2 separate regions of the Homo sapiens genome follow, and region 2 is linked to region 1. Evidence: read pairs that join two places in POLR2A ChIA-PET (ENCODE). Cell type or tissue: Panc1. All regions are shown on one strand. Links, peaks and the distances in the headings refer to the core of each region. The heading gives the core; the rest is flanking DNA.

Evidence for each region. Peaks named below come from ENCODE experiments on the same cell type or tissue, not always from the same donor. Only the 100,000 strongest peaks of a DNase experiment are listed, where the experiment ranks them.
Region 2: POLR2A ChIA-PET joins it to region 1 with 6 read pairs; 4 of 35 experiments call an interaction of 5 or more read pairs at or near these places.

Annotation. Positions count from the first base shown.
Region 1 is chr1:61,813,450-61,816,375 of GRCh38, reverse strand. The region is part of intron 14 of PATJ (PATJ crumbs cell polarity complex component); the gene reads right to left. Among named protein-coding and RNA genes, the nearest start is that of MIR12132, 31 kb to the left of the region's middle. In Panc1, for the core only: no CTCF peak of the experiment used is centred there; no DNase peak of the experiment used is centred there.
Region 2 is chr1:61,751,567-61,754,492 of GRCh38, reverse strand. All of the region lies in intron 1 of PATJ (PATJ crumbs cell polarity complex component), which reads right to left. Among named protein-coding and RNA genes, the nearest start is that of PATJ-DT, 10 kb to the right of the region's middle. In Panc1, for the core only: no CTCF peak of the experiment used is centred there; no DNase peak of the experiment used is centred there; H3K27ac peaks cover 1,032 bases.

The sequences.
Region 1 (2,926 bases), core at 188-2,687:
TCTTGGGCAATTTACTTTTACTGCCTGACAGTCAAGTTTCCCATATTAAAAATGGGAAGGGGAAAATGCTTGCTGACCAATAAGGTTACTATTAGAAATATAGGAGAAAATATATTTAAAGCAAAGAACCGGCCCTGGTAACTGAACAGTAACATCCACCATAACTCTTGGAAAGCCCAGTACATCCCTCTTGCCTTAAAAATTATATTTGTTCATTATAAAGTGGTTGGGGAGAAACCATATTTTAATGTTCTCCAGGTCAGGAAATATAACTCAAGAGAGAAATAAAGTTAAATTTGTCAACTTTTTTTGTCAAAACCAGAGAGCAGGACCTGGTGTTTTTGTTTCCCACACAAGCGATATTACTGATGCTCACTTCATATTACAATTGATGGCCAGCAGAAAGGTCACTAGAATGAGCTTAATGCTTCTCCCTCATAGAGCTGTTATTATCTTAATAGTAAACACTTGCCAAGAAAGCCATCCCTAAAAGTGCAAGTCTCCCTAGATGCGGGAAAACTGTTCTTGTGTCATGATTAACAGCTTCCTAGAAGCAGTGCAGCTAATGCTTAAGTCACTGTAAATAGCTTTCACCTCCCTCTTTCTCCACAACTCCACCTACCTCAGAAGAAAATCTTATCTATTAACATTAGCCCATAATATATGAAGATGCTTCTTTTTTTAAAAATATAGAGACAGGGTCTCCCTCTGTTGACCAGGTTGGTCTCAAACTCCTGGCCTCGAGATCCTCTGCCTCAGCCTCCCAAAGTGCTGGGATTATATGCATAAACCACCCCGCCCAGTCATGTAGATGCTTCTGGAATCATCCCTTCAAGAGTGATGGCCATGGGATGGCAACCATCTAAAAGCAGCTAGACCCATAGAAACATAATTGTTCTAATCAGAAAGCTGATGAGACAGAGGAAAAACCTCCAGCCTGGACCTAAGATCATAGACAAAACCCTGCTCAAAACCTCCCACTGGTGTTACCTGTGACTGAGGATAAAGTCCATACATATCACAGTGGCTCCCAAGGGGCCCTTTAACACCTAGTCTTCCTCTGCAGCATCATTTAACAATATTCTGCTCTTCACTTAGTTTGACCCAGACACTCTGAAAGAAACAACTTCTATTCCCCCAACACACAAGCCCTTTCCCACAGCAGAGCCACTGTACTTGCTGCTTCTCTTTTCCACATTCTTATCCTTCAAGCCTGGGCTCAGAAAGGCTTTCCCTGGCTCCCTCTGAAGTGTCCCCCACCCCAGTTATGCTCAATTTACTGTTTATTCATTTGCAGCACTTCTTACAATCTACAACTATCTTATCAAGTTATTTTTTACTTGTCTATTACCATGCCCCTATACAATCGCAGAATCTAAGCTCTATGAGAGCAAGGACCCTTTCCATTTTGCTTCCCACAGATGGTAGCACAGTGTCTGGCACAGAGTAGGAGCTCAGTAAATAGTTCAGGAATGGATGAATGCATTCTAAGCTACCACCTGCCTCTGCTATGATCTAGTTGTATAATTTCGGTCAAGTCATTCAACCTAGGCAACCTTTACTATCCTCTTGTCTGTAAAATCGGTTTTGACTGGTTAGTTAAAATCTCCCTTATATATTGTAGGGAGAAATTAGTAGCTACTGAATTAGGACGCAAATTTCCAATTATAAGAGGATTTTTAAAAATCATAGCTGATCAAAATGAAGAAAAATTCTATGGACATTTAATAAGTAAGAAATTAACGTAGAAAAATGTAAAAATATATGATAATGTTACATGGAAAAACTACACACCCCTTCTATCCCACATACATGCGCGCGCGCGCGCACACACACACACACACACACACACACACTAAACAAAAGGCAGGTAATACTGACTGCAAATACATAAATATGTAGCTAACAACTAAATACGTAAAGAGAATAATGCGGCCGGGCACGGTGGCTCACGCCTGTAATCCCAGCACTTTGGGAGGCCAAGGTGGGCGGATCACCTGAGGTCAGGAGTTCAAGACCAGCCTGGCCAACAAGGTGAAATCCCGTCTTTACAAAAATACAAAAATTAGCTGGGCGTGATAGCAGGTGCCTGTAATCCCAGCTACTCGGGAGGCTGAGGCTGAAAAATTGCTTGAACCCAGCAGGCGGAGGTTGCAGTGAGCCGAGATGGTGCCATTGCACTCCAACCTAGGCAACAGAGCGAGACTGAATCACTGAATCTCAAAAAAAAAAAAAAAAAAAAAAAGAAGAGAATAATGTAATTTTGGGTGACTCTTTTTCTTCTAGTGAAGAAAACAGGGAAACAAGAAAAGCAACTTTTTGCCACAACCAAATTTCAATTAATTAAATGTTTTTAAAAGCATATTAAAAGAAAAAGACCTTTGGAAGTTCAGTCTAAAAGTGCTAGAGGCATATAACTGGGAAACAAAACTACCATTTATTGGCCATTTCTTATATCTTGGCACTAAGCTATATTAATTAAGGTATATACGAAATACTATTTCTCTTTAGTCTTCTACAACACAATTATTATTGTTCATATTATTTAGAGAAAAAATTAGGCCAGTTATTACCTCCGAAAGCATTTCATCAAATGTTACTTTCTTAAACCTTCCCTGACCAACCTATCTAAACTTGCAAATAAACCCCCACTCCTGAATTTCCTATGTTCCCTGCCTTAATATTCTCCATGGCACATATCACCTATACGGTATAACTTACTTATTTTTGGCCTCCTCCCATTAAAATATAAGTTCTATAGGACAGGAATTTTTCTTCCTGCTTTGTTCTCTTCTGGAACCCGAGCACCCAGTAGCGGACCTAGCACAGTGTACATATAATACATATTTGATGAATGAATGAACAGCCAAATGTACTAGTGAGTTTTTATAAGGTGGTTCTGAAAGTGTGTTCAACTCAAAGCCCT
Region 2 (2,926 bases), core at 167-2,666, 62 kb after region 1:
CAAAGCTGTAGTTCCAGTTGCTTGGGAGGCTGAGGTGGGAGAATTACCCAAGCCCAGGAAATTGAGGGTGCAGTTAGCTATGACAAAAAAGAGTATATGACAAGAAAAGGAAGAAACACAAGTAACTCTACAACTCACTATCCATCAAACAGCACTCAGGCTAAATGGAACCTATGTCTCACTCAGGGTATGGTCATAGGAAATCTTTGGTCATTCAAATTGACCTGTTTAGTTAAGAAACCAACAGGGCTTATGGAGGGGGATTTCAACTTTGTTGAAACACGGTGAAACTGAGTCTAACTTGTCATAGATAGGCTACCTACAATTGGTCACAGCTAGAAATTAAGATGCCACATTGTACTACTGTCCTCATAGTTGGACAGCCTCCAGAGAATGAGAACTTTATTATGCTTGGGAGCTTCCACTCCATCATTGATCAAGAGAGTTTGTGCCATGAATTTTTCATATCTGGTTCACTGTAGAATGTGATTGAAGGAAATTATTATAATATTGTGGCTTTTTAAAACCCAAGGCCTAGGCCAACGCCAATTAACGGAGTATTTGAAGAGAGATAGAAATTTAATTTTAAATTAAATTATATTTTATATTTATTTTATTTATTATATATTTTTTATTAAACTCTTGATCTGATTAAGATAAAAACTTAATAAATAAAATATATAGGCTGGGCACAGTGGCTCATGCCTGTAATCTCAGCACTTTGGGAGGCCAAGGCAGGTGGATCACCTGAGGTCAGGAGTTCGAGACCAGCCTGGCCAATATGGTGAAACCCCATCTCTACTAAAAATACAAAAATCAGCTTGACGTGGTGATGCACACCTGTAATCCCAGCTACTCGGGAGGCTGAGGCAGGAGAATCGCTTGAACCCGGGAGGCGGAGGTTGCAGTGAGCCAAGATCGTGCCACTGCACTCCAGCCGTGACAGAGTGAGACTCTGTCTCAAAAAAAAAAAAAATATGTAATAGAATCAAGAATTTAGGCAAAGTAAGGATTCTGAGAAACACTTTTTGAGCTCCCAGTACTTCACAAGAATGTAATTCCCCACTGATTTACTAAGACATATGATATATCTAACCTGAAATTTGGGGAGAAAATGATCACTTGCAATATCTTTGGGAAAGAACAGGTGTTCAGCCTCTAACTGCACATGTGAATTGGGAAGGTCACAATTAGACCACACATAACTACCCAGTGGGAATTTTCCAGAGCTCATTGAACCAGGGAGTTTGAAAAATCAATGAGCAAGTGTAAATATAATTATATTTATGCTTATCAATATCAAGTGCAAAGATCAATGTCAAGTGTAAATATAGTCATGATTTCTGAAGTTTTTCAAAAATTGAAGGTTTAAGTTTCTATTGTTTCCTTTGGAGTACAAAGCTCAGGATGTGTCTAATTATCATTCCTTTGTCCTCAAAGCTCAGCATTTATGAGGTACTGATTAAACGAAAAACAAACTTTCCTAGCCAAAGAATAATGGTTGCTCTCCACCAGTACTTCAAATAAATACATCTGCTGCCATACAAATGCAGATTCAAGTCAGGTGTCCTAGCATTGTGTTCCTACCAAATAACAAGACTTTTCTAAATACCTTAAATATAAAAATACTATATTTTGGACCACTATATCCCTGGAATTTGGGAAACATATATAAATTCCAGAACAATCCTGACAGTTTGCAGATATATGCTTAAGCCTAAGCAATGTTTAAATCCTCCTGACAGTGAACATTCAGGAAATGTTGAAATTGAAGTTGAAAGACACCACTTTAAATTCAGAATCTGAAATTAAAACTTGTGAATAGTGCTTCAATGAACATAAATAAATTTTTTAAAAAAGAAATGAAGGCCAGGCGCGGTGGCTCACCCCTGTAATCCCAGCACTTCGGGAGGCCGAGGCGGGCACAAGGGAGGCCTTGGACCACAAGGGCAGGAGTTTGAGACCAGCCTGGCCAACGTGGTGAAAACCCGCCTCTACTGAAAATACAAGAATTAGCCAGGTGTGGTGACAGATGCCTGTAATCCCAGCTACTCAGGAGTCTGAGGCAGAAGAATCGCTTGAACCTGGGAGGCAGAGGTTGCAGTGAGCCAAGATTGTGCCATTGCACTCCAGCCTGGGTGACAGAGCAAGACTCCGTCTTAAAAAAAAAAAAAAAAAAAAGAAAGAAATGAAAAGAGTCAGTTTTTCAGAATAATTCAGTTAACTCATGCTAATTTTCTCATTAAACTATTCAAAGTTAACCAATGCATATCAATACTCTTCCTATAACTTGGCCACTTTTGTAGGAACAAAGTTAAACTGCTATATGGTAGGCTTCTTTTTTTTTTTTTTTTGAGATGATGTTTTGCTCCTGTTGCGCAGGCTGGAGTACAATGGAGAGATCTTGGCTCACCACAACCTCTGCCTCCCGGGTTCAGGCGATTCTCCTGCCTCAACTTCCTGAGTAGCTGGGATTACAGGTATGACCCACCACGCTGGGCTAATTTTGTATTTTTAGTAGAGATAAGATTTTTCCATGTTAATCAGACTGGTCTGAAACTCCCAACTTCAGGTGATCCACCCGCCTCGGCCTCCCAAAGTGCTGGGATTACAGGCATGAGCCACCACGCCCGGCCTTTTTTATTTTATTATTATTATTATTTTTTTGAGACAGGGTCTCACTCTGTTGCCCATGCTGGAGTGCAGTGGTGCGGTCTTGGCTCACTGCAACCTCCACCTCCAGGGTTCAAGCAATCCTCCTGCCTCAGCCTCCCTAGTAGCTGAGACTACAGGTATGCACCACCATACCTGGCTAATTTTTGTATTTTTAGTAAAGGCAGGGTTTTACCATGTTGGTCAGGCTGGTCTTACACTCCTGTCCTCAGATGATCTGCCTGCCTTGGCCTCCCAAAGTGCTGGGATTACA